Linked DNA regions of Homo sapiens: region 2 is linked to region 1. A link is a loop called in an ENCODE intact Hi-C map of the cell type or tissue named here. Cell type or tissue: heart left ventricle. All regions are shown on one strand. Links, peaks and the distances in the headings refer to the core of each region. The heading gives the core; the rest is flanking DNA. Region 1 has its middle 46 kb from the start of PALMD. Region 2 has its middle 40 kb from the start of LINC01708.

Evidence for each region. Peaks named below come from ENCODE experiments on the same cell type or tissue, not always from the same donor. Only the 100,000 strongest peaks of a DNase experiment are listed, where the experiment ranks them.
Region 2: it touches region 1 in a loop (2.6-fold over the local background); 6 of 110 quality-filtered maps call a loop at or near these places.

The regions. Positions count from the first base shown.
Region 1 is chr1:99,595,221-99,604,753 of GRCh38, forward strand. No RefSeq gene overlaps it. Among named protein-coding and RNA genes, the nearest start is that of PALMD, 46 kb to the right of the region's middle. RefSeq lists silencers at 1-207, 5,573-5,867. In heart left ventricle, for the core only: no CTCF peak of the experiment used is centred there; a DNase peak (open chromatin) is centred at 4,681; H3K27ac peaks cover 3,254 bases.
Region 2 is chr1:99,523,004-99,532,536 of GRCh38, forward strand. No RefSeq gene overlaps it. Among named protein-coding and RNA genes, the nearest start is that of LINC01708, 40 kb to the left of the region's middle. In heart left ventricle, for the core only: a CTCF peak has its summit at 4,304 (motif pointing left); no DNase peak of the experiment used is centred there.

The DNA of each region.
Region 1 (9,533 bases), core at 1,092-9,091:
ACCAAACTTACATATGACTTTTAGCAAGATGCCCTCTGCCCCAGCTTTCTTTCAATGTAGCAAGGAAAAAACACTACTACTTTCCTCCTGGGAACTGGGAGAAGTGTCAAAGGAAATCTTTTCAATGAAAGGAAAAAGAACATATCACACTTGTAATATTTTCTCTCTTGCTAAGCCATAGTTCCATGAAAATATTAATAGAAACCATGCCTTCCTGCCCCATGCCAAAAAGGTGAACCAGCAGATAGAGACTACATGCACGAGCTGCAACTGTGCCGGTGTTCTGAGGGTAAAAGAATATGGGTACTATTTCATGCAAATCTCATGCAGGTTAATATAGTCAAACCCAGAATTATGAGCCTTCAGGAAACAAATCCATCTGTTAGGAGGGCTCTAAATTATATATGGCATCCTAGCTGAAAGGGAGTCTGGACAACACAGTTCTGCAAGCTTTGCAAGGAGGCACAGTAGAGTTTGGAAGAGATGTTGAGCCAGCCCACATAAGATATCTGTTATTATAACCAACACTTATTAAATGCATATTGTGTTATGTGCTGCCCTCAATATTTCATATATATTAATATTATCACAGTTAAATCCTCATTACAATCCATAAAATGGATATTATTACTATTCTTCCCTTACACATGTGCCCACTGAGGCTCAGACAGTTAAGATCACAAAAGACCCCTTTAAACTAGCCATCTGACTCCAGAGCTCAAGCTTTTAACCACATTTTTGTCTAAGTATTTGTCTTGTTCACTGATACACTGTCAGTACCTTCTTTTTTTTTTTTTTTTTTTTTTTTTTTTTTTTTTTTTTTTTTTTTGAGACAGAGGCTTTATCTGTTGCCCAGGCTGGAGGGCAGTAGAGCGGTCACAGTTCACGGCAGTCTTGATCTCCCAGGATCAAGCAATCCTCCCACCTCAGCCTCCCGAGTAGCTGGGACTACAGATGTAGTCCACACCCAGCTAATTTTTGTATTTTTTGTAGAATCAAATTTTTGCATGGGTTTCACCAGGAAGCTGGCTTCATAAAAGGCTTCAGATTCAGGAGGGGAAGATGGCACAGCAATCTGTGTTGTGTGGACTAATGACCAGGGACCAGGTGGGCATGAGGACGCCTGGTCTCAAATGCTTGAACTCAAGTTCAAGCTCACCTTGGCCTCCCAAAGTGGTGGGATTACAGGCATGAGCCATCATGCCCGGCCATGTTCTTGATAAATAGAAAATGCTCAATATGTGTATTAGTCCATTTGCATGCTGTATATAAAGACATACCCAAGACTGGGTAATTTATAAAGGAAAAAGATTTAATTGACTCAGAGTTCCACATAGCTGGGGAGGCCTCACAATCATGGCAGAAGATGAAAGAAGAACAAAGGGATGTCTTACATGGCAGCTGGCAAAAAGAGAATGAGAGCCAAGCAAAAAGGATTTCCCCTTGTAAAACCATCAGATCTCGTGAGACTTATTCACTACCATGAGAACAGTATGGGAGAAACCATCCCAGTGATGCAATTATCTCCCACTGAGTCCCTCCCACAGCACATGGGAATTATGGGAGCTACAACTGAAGATGAGATTTGGGTGGGCACACAGCCAAACCATATCAGTACATAATTATTAAGTTGAATACCCACCTCTATGCAATTATGAAAGACTTTGGGTCTTTTAGTTTAGCTCTGTCCTATTTCTCCTTTTACTTGGCGCATAATAAGTGCTTGGTAAAAAATAACATTGGCTGACCCAATGGAACCTAGTGAACCTTAAAGAGTTGTCAGCATTTGACAACTGTAAAGCTCTGAGAATCAAAATCTTGGCCTTGAAGTTGCAACCTGAGACTCTTTGGAACTCAAGGCATCACAGAAGTTTTTGAAGAATTCAGCATAATTCCAGACATCCCTGTCCAGAACATCACCCTCTTCCTCCACCTGAAACCACAGATGAGATAAATCTTCATAGCCAGATTAGTTGGGAAGGAAGAGCTGGAGAGGAGGCAGTGGCAATGGCATGTCCTTCAGAAGAAGAACTGTTCTCTTCCCTCCCTGAGTTGAGTCCCCTGTGATGGTGGAATTCACAGAAACCCAGATTGGTTTGGTAGATTCAAGAGCAAAGAGTATCTTCACACTCTGGAGGAGGGATATCCTGCAGAGGTATCAAGAGCTAAAATGCTTCTGTCACCAACTTAGTAAAGTAATAGTGGAGAAGAGATAGTTCTGTGGAGTGCTTAAGCAAAAGGAACTGGCAGAATTCTCTGTGTCCCAAAGAAGTGTAAGAAGAGCTAAATGTTGCCTTTGTACCCAGAAGGTGCATCCAAGTAATGAAGGGAGCTGGCCACATAAAAGCATCAGATTCAGGATGGGAAGATGTCAGAGCAATCTGTGTTGTGTGGACCGATGGTCAGGAAGCAGACAGGCCTAAGGATTCCTGGCAGATGCCCGCATGTCCAGACCAGGAATTCACTCCACTGCACTTGACCTCTTGCCTCCAAAATATCCCCCAAATTTAGATTTCAAATCAAGAATTAGAAGGAGACCAAAAAAACCAAACACCGCATGTTCTCACTTATAGGTGGGAATTGAACAATGAGAACACATGGACACAGGAAGGGGAACATCACACTCTGGGGACTGTTGTGGGGTGGGGGGAGGGGGGAGGGATAGCATTAGGAGATATACCTAATGCTAAATGACGAGTTAATGGGTGCAGCGCACCAGCATGGCACATGTATACATATGTAACTAACCTGCACATTGTGCACATGTACCCTAAAACTTAAAGTATAATAATAATAAAATAAAATAAAATAAAAAAAGAATTAGAAGGAGTAAAATACTAACTGATAGAGATTAAGTTTTCCAACTCCTGGTGGAAATATCACTTAAAATTTTTATCATCAGACAGAAAATAAACAAAATTAATTTTTTTCACACATGAGTTCTGGGCCAAAATTTACGTCAACTGTAAGAAGTTGAACCAAGCAGTCTACTAATACGTAAATACTCAATGAAATAACTTTCAAAAGTGCCAATTTAAAAAGTAGAATTGTCCTACTTTTTAAGGACTGCACAAGAAAGTCTATCAAGAAGGAAAAAAAGAAGAGAAGAAAAAAATACTGATTATTTTAACATTTTAATATTAAATTAATTGATTAACACTATTATATTTAATATTGGCAAAAACCACAATTACACCTGCACCAACCTAATATAATGGAAATTATAAATATGTGGAAATTTTGACACCAATGAATGTGAATCATTTTTAGTTCTTCTGGAATAGAGAATGTCAACATTGCCTTAGAAGTAAATACAAAGTGTCACTGCAAGCCTTCCTTCTTTCATTTATTCCTTCAACAGATTTTATTGCATAACTAGTACATCAAGAACCAAATAAGCACATAGAATAACCTGGCATCCAAAAGCAATATAGGAATCAGAACTCAAGACTAAGGAAAAAACTTTAAAAAACCATAACAGGACCATGCATAATCTATTATTTATTACCATAATACCTTATTAACATGTATTGAGTACCTACTAAGTGCCAAGCACTGTGCTAAATATATTTGTGTATTATAGAAAGACATGCTAATCCTCAGATCACTTCAGCAAATGAAATTGTTTCAGCTTTGGACAACTCACACTCCCTTACATGACTTCATATTCTCCTGTTTCTCCCTTATCAACAGGATGAAGAACATGGCTTGTTAAACAGCTCCCTCTACTATATATCAAACCTGGTGCCAAATTGATACCAGGGGTTGATCCAAATTCCTTTAACCTGGGACAGTTCACTAGCATTGTAGCCAGATTCAAAAAGGCTGGACTCCATCTAGATCACAATTTGTTCAGGAACACCTGAATTATGCGTTTCCTTCCCAAGTACACACACCCCTACCCTCTCATCAACACTCACAGTCCTAGAAATGTGCAATATCCCACATAAACTGAAGAATATGGTTTTTCTGAGGCCCCTGGACCCTGTCCAGCTGGCAGAGGGACATCATGAGAGAGCTCCTGAACCCATATGAGTCTGTTCATCACTGATACCAGTACTGATACCTTGGTTTTACTTACAGTGAAAGTCAAATGAGATCATCTATGTGATAGGCTTTTTAAACATGCTATACAATACCATACAAATGTTCAACCTCATAAAGTACTTTCATACTAAGCTCCGCTGGGCCAGGCTGGTACCTGACTCAGGACTGAAGTGACCCCCAACTTTTATTGAGTTGAATTTGACCTTATCTACTAATCTGTGTCTCCTCACTAGACTCCAAATGATGGGAAATTAAGGAAGTAGTACACATCATTTATAATGGCTTATAACTGTGGGAAGCAATGTTTTTTTTGCACAAGGGCCAATCCGGGAAAAAAGAAAATTTATGTAGGCTGCAAAAAATTATTAAAGAAATGAAGACATTTTCTACAGGCCATACAACCATCAGTTCTGAGCAGCAGCTGGAATTTGCACATCTCACTTAAGGCAATATTTACTGATGGGTGCTCAGGAAAGAAAGATGAATGAGATGAGCCTTCCATCCTCCACAGTCAGCCTTCATGGCTCTAAAGTTTTCATTCTTCTTGGGTGAATCATGCTCCTAGGAATGATACCATCACTGCTAGTTTCCTGGAATGGCCAGCCTCCCAGGCCGGTTGGAGGCCAGGCAGCTGCACAAGTCTCTTGTGGTTCCCGATATCAGGGGGTCACACTGGGTCAAGGCCTGGCTCTGCCACACAGAGTCCTCCACTCTGAAGACTGCACCTCTGGTTGCCAAAATGACAACCTGCAATTCTTTAAAGTCACTTCCATGGTTACTCGAAAGACCTCCCTCCCCAATTCCTTTTCTTTGTATTAGTTGAAAAGCAGTGCTTACGCTGGTTTGAGGCGTAAAACTACAGGGCCTCTTGCTCAGGTTGCTGGTAGCTTCTAAGTGGACTAAAGTTTTTAAGTCCAAACACACAGGATCTTAATGTAAAACCCAGCACCAAGGTAAACTATTCTTGCTGTATTGATGCTGCTGTCATGTTAGAAGGAAACATGGCACAGACCACAGAAAAAGCTTGGCATCATCATTACTTACCTATATAATGGAGACAAAGTCCTTTGGTAACCTCTGTTATCACAATATTTGGATCTATATTGCCAAAATGAAGACCCTTAGCAATCTTCAGTGGCTTGGGGGAGTTCAATTTACCTAAGGAATAAAATTAGGTTAAAAAAATCTTAAAAAAAAAAAAAGAGTCTCAGACAGCCAAATCATTGGAGACCAACAGAGATGCATTAAGGATTGAGATCTGAAAAAGACTGCAGGAGTCTTTCTATCAAGAAAGAGTGACCATAGAGAAAAGACCATAGAAGAAAACAGTGACCATAGAGAAAAGATCAATCCAGCCCTACAGCTCCGAAGAAGACAAGTGGCGTATCCTGAGGGGAAAATGTAAAGGGGATTGAGAAACTTGTAATAAAAATGACTGAATTGGGAGATGTCAAGGAGAGGGGAAGACAGAGAAAAGAAACTGAGCTTTTTCTCCGCTGAGAAAGTGCACAATTTTTCGGAGAGCCCAAAACTCCATGAGAAAAAGGTTCTTCTTATTGTTTGCTCTTTCCTCTCACAGCAGCCTAGCTGGAAAGCAAAGTCAGCTGGAAAAACACAATGCAACCTTCTGTTCAAGGGAAAGTGGAGGAAAAAGAAGTCCAAGGTTGCCTCCTTCTTACCCACTCTTGAGGCACATTTTTATCCCATTGTTGGACTCTGCGTTTTCCCAGGGGTTGCCATGGCATCAAAGAGACAAATGCCTTGCTCCTGTTTTAAAGCTGAATTCCCTAGCAAACAAAATTGTTTCCATTTGAGGATATTCTCACCCTCACACGAAACCAGAACTGCTTTCAAAACAATGTGTCTTTTTAAAATATGGATGAAATGTATTGCATTCTTCTGGTAATAGAAGAAACATATTTTTATTTTTAAAATGCATAAAAACATTTGAAAAACGAAATGCAATTGCCCTATAGATCTTCACCTACAGGTGGTCATGGCTCACATTTTGGCATATTTATTTCAGGTCTTTCATCTATAAATGTATATGTATTTTGTATTATACACTGCAAAATTGCAGCCCAATTACATATGCAATTATGCATGCTCCTATTTCTTCACTTGATATCCCATAGACACACTCTTCGGAAGCAGGGCTATAAAATCCAGAGATGCTCTTTATAGAGCTTTAACATTTTGCTCATTTGCATCTTGCATATTCTTATGAAAAGAAGAATTTAATAAGACAGCAGTTTGGCCTTTATGTCCCCATGAATCTAAACGTTTGAGAGAAGTTAGCAGCAGGGAAGCATGGGTTAACTGTGTTAGAAAATGTTTGCAAAGAAAGGCCTTTGCTCTCCATTAATTTATGCTATGAAAGAGAGAACACAGATAGTTTCATATATTATCCTGGGACTATATAAAGAAAAGAAACTGAGAAGTTAACTATAAAATGTCATGATTTTTCTTTCAATAGTTACATGTTCTTTAAAATTATAAGCATATTTTACAATTAGTAATTCATTAGCCCATTCATCCTTGCAAAACAGGTCAAGGTTAGTAGGAAACTGGACTCTGATGGGTGTAAAAACATGCATGAAGATAGTGTGCTATAGTGGAAATGTTTCTAGTTTCACATCAAACTAAAGTGGTTTCTAAACTAAGCCCTGCAATTAACACATGTGCGACCTTTGACATGTTACTAAAGTTCCCTAACTCTCAATTTCCTTATCTCTAATAATTTAGATTGAAAAAATGTCCAGCCACACGGTTGCACTGAGAATTAAATGAGAAGAAATATGAAAAAAAAAAAAAAAGGCCAGGTGCAGTGGTTCACGCCTGTGATCCCAGCACTTGGGAGGCCAAGGTGGGAGGATTGCTTGAGGCCAGGAATTTGAGACCAGCCTGAGCAACATGCAAGACCCTATCTCTATCTTTTTAAAATAAAAATTTTAAATTTAAAAAATGTAAAAATATGAAAAAAGCCTTACTCAATGCCTGACACATAGTAGGTGCTCGGCAAATATTTGTACTCTTCTTTCAATGGCAACCTGAGCTAGAACTTAAATTCTATCCTAGCATTACACCATTTCTATAAACAATGATGTTTGCAGTGTTCATTATCCAAGTGGCTAGTGATTCTATGTTGTTTTTTAGCTCCACATTAACAAACGTTCTTGGTAAACACTGCCTCCAGTCTCCTCTTAGTAAAAGTTATGTGATGTAAAGTTTTCTAATGAAATTTAAGAGTCAGGAAGAATAGGAATGTTCACATTTCCAATAGGTTCCCTTTTCTGAATTCCCATCACAGTAGAGGAAACAAGTTAATTTGTGTACCATCAAAACCCAAAGAAAATAAAAGACTTCCCCTGTTTGCTGTTAAGAATTTCCTTAACTATTCTACCAGGGCTTCCAGAATCAAGATTAAAAAGAAAAAGAAAAAAATTATGTCTCTGCACATTTCATATCAATGGAAGGATGTTGAAACTGTGCTGGTAAACAGAGTAAGGAAGCAAAAGCCTTGTTAGAACCTAATTGTTTTCTAATTAACCAGACTGGAAGTGGATGTTTTCAGGGTTTGCTCAACAGACTTTTGAAGATTATGAGATTAAATTAGACCAAGTATTTACAAAAGCTCCTGAAAATATATAGCAGACACCAAAAACATTCTTGTTAATATGGCCAAGATTGATTTAAGGCCTAAGAAATAGTAAAAGCATGGTTTATTTTTGGATATTCAATTTATTTACTTAGCGTGTCTTAGTCAAGGTAACTAAAATCAAAACCACTTGCATAGGTAAATCAGTATCACATTAGAAATGGGACAATTCATACCCCACATTTATATCCACCCCAGGTACTAATTAGTACTGGTATAAAATAGATAATTGATGGATTAGATAGACAGATAGATAGATATAAAGGAAAACACTATTTTTTTTCTTTTTTTGAGATGGAGTCTTGTTCCCTTCACATAGGCTGGAGTGCAGTGGCACAATCTCTGCTCACTGCAACCTCCACCTCCTGGGTTCAAGCAATTTTCCTTCCTCAGCCTCCCAAGTAGCTGGGATTACAGGTGTGTGCCACCACGCCTGGCTATTTTTTTTTTTTTTTTGGTACTTTTAGTAGAGATGAGGTTTAGCCATGTTGGCCAGGCTGGTCTCGAACTCCTGACCTAGATGATCCACCTGCCTCGGCCTCCCAAAATGGTAGGATTACAGGCATGAGCCACCACGCCCAGCCCACTATTTTTAACCATTTAAAAATTATTTAGTTACGTAACTGACCTACACTGCTGAGATAACCTATAAATTTCTATATATTGATTTCATTTTACGGATGATGGATTTGGCTAATCATCTAAAGACTTGAAAATCAAAACTGAAATATCTGGATTTTCTTCATGCGACAATGAGGAGCCATTGAAAGTTTTTGATCATGAAGGCTATGGTTACATTGTCACTAAAATGTCTTAGAAAGACCATTCAGAAAGTAGTTTGCAGAATAAACTGAAGGTGGGAGAAATTGGTGGCAGAAAGGTAAAATAGGAGGCTAATGAAATAATCCAGAAGAGAGGTCATTTTTAAAAGTGTGGTATTACACAAGTGTGCTTCCACTGAAAGGAATTTTATTTGGTTTGGGTGATTTGGTTTTGGTTTCAATTTTAGTGTTTTGTTCCTTCTACCCCATTAGTGATACCTTTTCTATTGTCTTTTATTCTTTTTTTTTTTAAATTTACCAAATACCCAGACTTCAAAGAGATATCTTTTTTTCTTTAGAGGAAATACAGCTATTTTCCCAACCCACTCCTTCCCCAACACATTCTCAGAAACTTCTGGCTTGTGACCTTCCATTCGTGTTTTAGAGTCCAGCCTCTGGTTCTCTGTAACTATAGGAGCAGATGTTGAAATCAGCCACAGTGTTTTATATTCAGCTCCCATCCTCTCCTCTCAAAGTACATACAAATGTGGGCCCCTCAAAGAAGCCACCTTTATATGCAGTCATAGACTATAAATTCTTTGTGAGATTACTTCTCAGCAAAAGAGAGACATGAAATGTCTACCAGCCAGCATTCCCAAATGAATCTTGACTTTTAATCCCACAAGATCTTTCAAACTGAGGTGAATTTCTTTGCAGTGAGACTTTGCAAATCCACAAAAAGTATTTCCTTTTAAGATGCCCATTCCTGAGGTTTTTGAGCTAAGGAAAACTGACTAGGCTTGGCAAGTGCAGAATTTGTGATTCTAGTGGTCTGCATTTTGGGTCCCAGACTTTTAATGATGGTAAAAAGACTTCTCATTCTTTTGAAAAGTATTGCCTGCCTCAGGGAATATATGTATTTTCCTTTTTCACTATGGGAATATCTTCCTTCTTTGGAATACACTTTTCTACCTGAAATAAACTGAAGAAATAGGAATCTTGATGATGAAAGAAAAATATGATGTTTGTTTTTACGTGATCAATAAGTAAACCTTCCTACTGATCTA
Region 2 (9,533 bases), core at 1,079-9,078, 72 kb before region 1:
CCCATTTACATAGAAGATATAGATAGGTTAAAGTAAAAGGATGTTAAAGATATACCTTGAAACACTAATCAAAGGAAAGTTGAGCTGGCTATAATAATATTACACAAATTAGACTTCAGAAGAAGACACTCTATCAGAAATAGAGTTTTACATAATGTTATTATAGCCACCTCAACTTTCCTTTCCCTCACTTAAAAGGCTCATGCTTTTTTTTTAACTTTTATTTTAGGTTCAGGGGTACATGTGCAGGTTTGTCATATAGGTAAACTCGTGTTATGGGTTTGTTGTACAAATTATTTTGTCTAGGTACTAAGGCTAATACTCAATAGTGATTTTTCTGCTCCTCTCCTTCCTCCCACCCTCCACCCTGTGGCAGGCCCCACAGTCTGTTGTTCCCCTCTTTGTGACCACATGTTCTCATCATTTAGTTCCCACTTATATGTGAGAACATACAGCACTTGGTTTTCTGTTTCTGGGCTAGTTTGCTAAGGATAATGGCCTCTATCTCCATATTCCTGCAAAGGACATTATCTCATTCTTTTTTATGTCTGCACAGTATTCTATGGTGTATATCTATTACATTTTCTTTATCCAGTCTACCATTGATGGGCATTTAGGTTGATTCCATGTCTTTGTTATTGTGAATAAGCACTAAATAATTAAAAAAGAAGAAAACCTCAAATCAATGATCCACACTTTCAATTTTAGAAACTAGAAAAAGTAGACCAAAATAATCTCAAACCAAACATAAGAAAATAACAAGTAAAAGAGCAGAAATCAATGGAATTGAGGACAACAACAGCAAAAAGACAAAATAGATAAAACCAAAAGTGATCAGCAGGAAACAGCCAGCATAGTTTCCTGGCACCTCCATTGCATGATTTGTAGCAACATACTCCTAGTAAGATACCTCCTCATTCGCATCTTTTCTTGGAACCCTAGCTTCAGATTTCCAGCAAGTTCCACCTGTGCAGCACCCCCCAGTGAGTTCTCCACCATCTAGTTACTCATAACTGTGTCCTCCAACAAGGTTTGTGTCTCACCCCCAGGGGTTGGGGCAAGGGGCAGGCTCTTTTTTGGATGTTCTATCTCAGCCCTGGAAGTAGTAGCTGCTTCTTATATGTGCTATTCTGTATTCTTTAAACTTCTGTTTCCTTTATATTAATTAACCCTTTATTACTCCAAACCCCATTACTCCAAATTATTATACTTAACAATTCTATATATTTAACTTTGTTCAAATTACTTATCACTGTGCAGTTTCTGTCTCCTGATTGGACATAGACTGATACAATTACACATTATTCTTTTTCAGACTCAGTGATTTGAACATCATATGGAAAGCTTTTAACTACCCTCCTTCTAAAGATCTTCAAGCCACCTCACTGCAGTTCCTATGTTCAACCCCACTCTAAAGAAGAAGTGGGGAGTCTATTTTAATTTTCTTGTCATACAGGAAATTGCCAACATAGCATCTGCATATAATACACCTAAAGAGGCTCGTATCTTTTTCTCCTTGAATAGAAGGTGTAATAGAGCACTTGTGCCTTCCATCAATTATTCATTAAATCTCTCCCATGAGATGAGCCAGTTAGGAGAAAAGAATTGTTCAATACAGGAATAAAGTTTCCATTGATAGAAAAGCCCAATAGGAGAGCCAAAATCTTGATTTCTCATTTCACATGCCACCTAAGACTTCATTACAAGACTGCATTTCTTTCCAAATTAAAAAAAAAACAAATAAGTAAAACTCTGTGCATTTCCAAAATCCCATGTAATTTTTCATACTCTTAATATTTTAATATCATATACTTTTCTACTTAGAGGCTTATTCCTTCCATGTCTCTAATTAGTATATGTTAGGAGATGAGAATACCATCTACAATAATTAAAAGAATAGAAAAAAGGATACAATAATTTGCTTTTCATGTGTTTATTCATTTGTAATCAACAGATTTGGAAAAAGAAACGGCAAAATCCCTGAACTATAGACTCCAGGTAAGAAAAAGAATTTGAATCCATTTATTCACATCATTCACCAATACTTGAATACCCCACAGCACTCTCACCTCTGTAAATATCTCACATTATGGGAAACTCAGTATCAACATGATAGTTCATCCTATATATGGACAACTTATTGTTAGAAAGTTCTCCCATTTATGTTGAACTATTATGTTGCTCTATTAGCATTGTTCCTAGTTTTGTTCCTTGGGTTCATGGGGAATGTGCTGTGCCAAGTGTTTCAAATATCTAGACCTCTGCCATGTTCCCCTTGCTACACTCTGCATTTTTGGTAATGAAGAACTTTAGCCCACTCTGTAAACAAGATTCCTGAAACAAAGATAGTAATTCTAATCAATAATGATATGAGACAAAGATTTCCTCACCCACCTCCACGTAATTACAAAAGATTATTAAAGAGGCTAAACACCCAGGTCCAACTTCACAAGAGTCTGAGAGAAGTAAAACTAAACCATCTGTCCAGAATTTCTTCTGACCAGGAGCCAACTCAGCTCAGAAGTACTTCCTTCTTCCCAGAGCACTCCCTTAGAATACCAGAACCTGTGAGATCTCTGCACTTCTGGAGAATGAGCCTCTGATCCCAGGATCTGGCCAATTTTTTCACAAAGGACTTGGCAGTATATGGCTATCTTGTTGAATATGAGATGTGAAGGAAGATATTTTATACTTACTTTCTCCAATGACAGGTAAATGCTGACAGCATTCTGTTTATAGTAGCTGGTTAGGATACAGACAAAAGGTTAAAGCTCAAGTTCGAAGACCCAGCATTTTTCATAGACCCAGTATTTTTTCACCAAGGGAGTGGCCACCACATGCTAAAATATACATTCAGTTTTACACCAGCTAAGAAGAGATGAAAAGATTCCAGGTCTCATGGAAAAAATGACTGAAAAACAGCATCAATGGAATCTGGAATTTAGAGCTCACAGATGGGGCCTTGCATATTAATCTTGGTTCTGGGAAATACAGGCTCCAATCATTTGCCCTCAAACCCACAAGGTAATCATTATTTCTTCCTTTTAAAATGTCTAAATGTTAATTAATATTACATTGTGTACACTATTTAAGGTAGCATACGCATCTCAAAGGAAGTTCAAAATTGAAGATACCCACTAGTTATGTTCACTCTGTGACAGAATGTCTTGAACTCCAAACACAATTGTAAGCACCAAGTGTACAGATGATATCAAAACCTAAAGCTGGGCTAGATTACGGAAATAATATCAACTCTGTGAATGAGCTCCTCCTTTACATTGGAAGGAAGGGGCAATATGTTTCAATAGAAGATAGCAGATGCTAAGGGCCAAAATAGCTACGTACACAAAAAGAGAGATATGTCCTTGGAGGATCCAGCAGATGAGGAAAGCTTCCCAGAGAATGTAGCCCTTAAGCTGTACCCACGAAGGAAAAGTAAGATATAAATAAATGAAAAGGAGATTACAGGGCATTTCAGGTGGTAGGAATGGTGTGATTAAAAAATGGAGAAGCAGGATATGCAAAGCATCTCCATTGAACAATTTGTACCGTTGGACTGGAAAGGATTCAGGAAGCGAAAAGCATAAAAGGCAGATAAGTCAGAAGCAGAGGGTAAAGGGTCTTAAAATGCTTAAAACGATAACGAAAATTTCAGTTTGCTAGGAACAGTAAAGTTCCCATAAAGAAGAGTTTTTTTACCATGACATTGTTTGGAGCTGCTGGTTCATGGTGATTATAAAAAGTAGACTGAGTTTAGTTGACATTGTTAGTATTTTTAAACTCTCTAGGGACAATGCATCTCCTTTTTACCTGCACATAGGGACTGACTACTGCTCCCATGTTCCTCTCGTTATCCTACTGATTTAGAAAAAGTTACAAAAACTTTCCTTTGATATATGATGTTCGTATTTGACATGGTTAAATTTCTCTCTCTCTCTCTCTCTCTCTCTCTCTCTCTGTAAGTACCTACAATATCCTTGCTAGGAAGGGCTAAGTCTTTAACATACATTATCTCCCTTAATCCTAAAACAATCCCGTAACTATTAATGTTCCCACTTCATAAATGAGGAAACAGAGCTTAGAGAAAGAAGCTACTTGGCTTGCCCAAGTTCACGCAGCCGACACGTAGGAACACAGAGTCAAATTCAGGTATTTCTGGTACTACATTGCATGTCTATAACCAGTTTCTCTATCTTAGTTCTCATCAATAATTAGTAGTTTTGCTACTATTTACAACATATTTGTATCATGTTTTTAACATTGCTCATGGAGTTTTTCTCACACATTCTATGCTGCCACCATCTGGTCTCTTATAAAACTTTCAAGCTTTTCTTCTGGAGTCATTCTCAGTCTTATCAGAGTTTTGCATTCCCTTGAAAGAGGGCTGAAATTGGTGTGGACTGGATTTATATAGCTTGAAAATTCTTCATCTTATCAATATACTCCCCTTTACTCATCTGCAATGTGTAAGGGTCATAAAAGATTAAAATGGAAATTAATTGGCTAATGAAATTGTACTGGCAAAACAGAAATTCATAGCAAATGAGCCACTATGCAAAAATGCTGCTGAGGGGATATGTCAATTCCAGATTCAGAGTACAAAGAGAGTTTGATGCACTTTTCCCTTGGTTAACTGTGAAAGCCTCGCATTAATGAGTAAGGAAAGGTAGGCAAAGAGGAGCAAATCAATTAGGTCGTATAGAAGAGACTGAAAGGGCAGGGAAGGAACCAGGAGAGATTTAGTGCTTAAGTCATCAGTTTCTAAAAGGCTGATGGCCATAATCCTATGAAAAATAAAACATGTTCACATTTGTAAGAACAATGAAACCGTTGCCAAGTCCTTACTAACATCTGGTTTCTTCTGCCCAGTTTCTATCTACCACCAACCACTGATTGTATTAAATGAGATTCTCCCTCATGTGAGAGGCAGGGGAGAGAAAAAAAAGGATGCATGATAGGAAGACAACATGTTGATGTATGTATTTGTCTATCTTGCATTGCTGTTAAGGAATACCTGAGACTGGGTAACTTAGAAAAGAAATTTATTTGGCTCATGTTTCTGCAGGCTGTACATGCATGGCACCAGCATCTGCTCAGCTTCTGGTGAGGCCTCAGGAAGCTTTAAATCAGGTGGAAGGCAAAAGGGAAGCAGATGTGTCACAGGTGAGAGAGCAAGAGAGAGAGGAGGTGCTGGGCTCCTTTATTTTATTTTTATTTTTTATTTTTTCACTGAAAGTAATCAAGAAACTGGCTCCTTCCAACAACCAGCTCCCACATGAACTAACAGAGCAAGAACTCATTTGTTACCATGGGGAGGGCACCAAGCCATTCATAAGGGATCTGTCCCCATGATCCAAACACCTCCCACCAGACCCTACATCCGACATTAGGGATCACATTTCAACATGAAATTTGGTGGGGACAGATATCCAAACTACATCAACATGGAAGGAAGGAGAAAACAGGGAGACTGTAGTTCTGTGTTCTGATGTGCCTCACCATCCTCCACCTGTTTGTGAATAGTTAAATCAGTTGATCTTAAAGTGCCTTTGCAGTTCCCACACCTTGGTGCCCTTGTTAAGAGTATAACCTTAATACCATATTGAGATTATGGGAATATTGAGGATGAAAAATAAGACAACAGGTGTTTAGTGCCTACTACTTTCCAGGCACCATGTAAGGTACTTCAAACCCACTGTATCATTTAATTGGTCTTCACAGTAGCCCTATGAAATAAAGATCATTATGCCTGACCTGGCTCTTACTGTGTGTCAAGCCCTATTCTAAATACTTTAATCAATTAATATTCACCACAACCCTATGAGAGTAGGAACTGTCACTGACCCCATTTTCTAGATGAGAGATCTGTGGCCCCGAGAGGTTAAATAACTTACCCAATAGTACACAGTAAATGTGGAGCTGTTCAGCTCCATTTGGTTGCAGAGTCCATGCTCTTAAGCAGTACTATACTCTAACTTCTCTTCAATACACACATACACCCTCACATACAGGTATGCACACGTGTCCATGCAACCTGACTTCTTACACACAAGTACATGGAGCCATAGGGAAAGTAGATTCAGAGTTCGGATGAACCAGGATGCATCACATTCTCAGTATCCATTGCAACACTCTCTCTCTATCTACCTGACAAGGAGTCAGAGGAAATAAACCAGGTGACAGAGAAGCTGACTACGATAACATTTACAACTGCCAGGGCTTGGAATTCATACAACCTCTTAGAGGACAGAGATTGGCCTTAGAATTTCCATAGCTATAGCTGTAACTGTATTATAATAGCTTGCTCAGGTTACCATAACAAAGTACCACAGACTGGTTGGCTTAAATAAGAAATTGTTTTCTCACAGCCCTGGAAGACAGAAGTCTGAGATCAAGGTATTGGCAAAGTTGTTGTCTTTTGAGGCCCTCTCTCTGTCTTGAAGATGGCTGTCTTCTCCCGTTGTTTCCACATGGTTTTTCCTCTGTTTATGTCTGTTTCCTAATCTCCTCTTCTTATGAAGACAACAGTCATATTGGATTAGGACCCACCCTAATGACCTCATTTTAACTTAATTATCTCCTTAAAGACCCTGTCTCCAAACACAGTCACATTCTGTTCTGAAGTACTGGGTGTTAAGAAATCAACATGTGAATTTAGAGGTATACAGTTCAACTCTTAACAACTACTCAATAAAAAATGACACTCTAACAGTTCATAAATTAATTATGTTCAGAGGTGGATGCATAATTCTTAGTGACATCAATGTAAATTGTCTAGGTCAATTAAATATTGAAATCAATAATGTTTAAAACTGTCCTTTTTATCTTTTATCTCTGTAACAAAATGAGAGATAAACACCTTTAATACAGAGGCAAAATAAGATTCAGAAATTTTTAAAAGTTAATTTTGAGAAATGGCTCCCTTTTAAGAAATGCCTCACCAAAATAAATACACAAACTACAATATCTGATATTTCCAGAAATAAAGTTCAGCTTCCTTTATGAAAATTCTTATCATAAGTCTGGGGTTTAAGCTTTCCAATAAAAAATAGACTTGGACTCTGTGACTTACAATTTTAATGTATCTGTAAGCTGGGACTATAGAGGGTTTGTTTCAATACAAACTGATTCTGAATACTTGATTTCTTCAGTAATCATGTATTTGATTGCCCATAGAAGAACAAGATTTCTCAAACAAGTTACATTATTATTATGTCTAGACTACCAACAACACCCTGAGGAGATCCGTGTTTTCACATATGCAAAGCTTTGGAATAAATTCCTATTGTCAAAATAAATAAAAATAACTCAGTAATTGGTTTTTAATTAAGTATCCATGTATATCATTATTAATTTTATACATTCAGTACAAATGAAGCTGTCTCAATATAAAAGAAATTACTAGTGGGTAGTAATTATAAGCCTACTATACTTATATTTTAAGTTCATGACTAATACTCAAAATACTAATAAACAGATCCTCAAAAAGTAAAATTTGCCCTAAGAAATAACAGAAATACCTTTTCATTCTAGAGCTGTATGCACACCTGGCTTGTGTTTTAGAGTTTGTTTTTATTTCTTCACATAGCACCCCAAAAATAATAGCACCTGAGGAAACTCTGGGGTGATTTGCTCACTTCTAGAGTCTATTTCAACATCACCAAGCAAAGTTGGTTAATACTTAAAGACAAATGATAAGCAACATAGGAATCTTGTTTGTCTATAAAATTATGTCAAATTAGATTTAACTTGGAAAAAAATGATAAGCCAAAAAAAAAAAGTCCATTCAGAAGAATATAAACTCAAAATCACAATCACGCCTACTCTCTGCGTGTCGGGGCCCTGTGTCAGACACTGCATGCTAAGCCAATGTGTCCTCAAACAAGAGGTCTTCAGTCATCTGTCTAAGAATGACCCATGGAGAAAATCAAGAGAATCTAATTAGGCAACATTTAATTCCACTATGATAAATAACTTAAGCTGCATCTCTAAGAGAAGGTAATTATTGGCCCTTAGAGCTAACAGCAGAATCAGTTAAAGGTTTTTAAATTCACAGCTAAACAAACATTGTAAAGATAAATAAAAGGATAAGAAAGATAAATTAATAATTATATTCCTGTTCTTCAATAACGGATTAATGACGTTCTACAGTATTATATGAAGATTTTTAAATTCCTTTTTACAGATAAATTAATAGAAATATAAGTACAAGAATAATTATAATTAAGGGAAAATGAAAAGTTTCATATCCCTTAAAGTCCTAAAAGCTGTACACCACCACCAATGTGTTCACTAAATAATTTAATTACATTACATGCTATTTTAGCCAAGCCTCAGTTACATGGACAAATTATTCAAATCTTTTGCCCTACCTCTTACCTTCTAATAACAATTCTTTGAGAAGGTTACAAATCATCCTTATCAAAATTGAAACATGAAACATTTTTATCAATGTTTATCAAGGTTTATAAATGTTTATCATTGTTTATCAATCATCCTTATCAAAATTGAAACATGATTTTTTTAAGTGGAATCATATCAATTTGTTATTTATTAGCTACTCTAGTAAAATATTTGCTCTTAGTGAGAGATTGAACCTTGTGTCGTGACTAATTGCGGTTTGAGATTGATTATTGGTAGATGCCATTATTCATTATATCACTATGGTTAATAAAGGTAATTCATAGTTTTCTCTATTTTAAAGTACTATTTTTAAACATCTGTAAATGTCATAGAACTTCTTTGACCTCTACTCAAGGTTTCATATTGCATCACCCAAGATAACGATTTATTTAATCTTAAAGTGCTCCAAACGACAATGCATTTAAAATACTAAGTTTTTTTTAGTTCTGCAGAATGACTCAATATAGACAATCTGCCTTGAAAATAATTGTTCAATTTAAAGATTTTTGCAAAAGGAGGCAATCATTTCAAGCCTCTTCAAAGTAAGCACGAGATTCCCAGTCCCCACTTTGAAGGCTGTAGTAGAAATAGATAGTTGGAAATGTAGCCAGTGATATTTTTCTATGTTAGGGATTGATATGAACAAACTGTCTTTTTATTTTTATGGCCCTTGGAGATATTTCTCTTCAGCTATAGAGAGCTTTGAACCCTGCCATAATTGATCCATTTCTTCTACTTTCTAAGGAAAGCAAACATCAACAGAATTCTGCTTGTTACTCCAATAACCATGTATGTTTTTCAGGAGCAGCACTTGCTCCAACATTCCTCTTAGATCTGTATGACACAGTGAACTGACTTCCTAACAAGCTGGCCTCTTAATTTCATCTTGCTCTGAAAGTAAAGGAATAATGAGCTCAGTGATGCTGAAGCAACACTCCCAGCCTCCAAGAAGAAAACCTTAGTGCCCATTCTGTCACCAGCCGACTGGGAGCAAGACTAATGAATTTCTGCCACAAAGAAGTGTTTGCTCCCATGTAAGACTAAGTCCTGATCTTTAAATTGTGACAACCCTGCCAAGCAGCATAGCAATCAGCTGATGAAAGGATATGTGTTTGTTTGGTTTTTGTTTT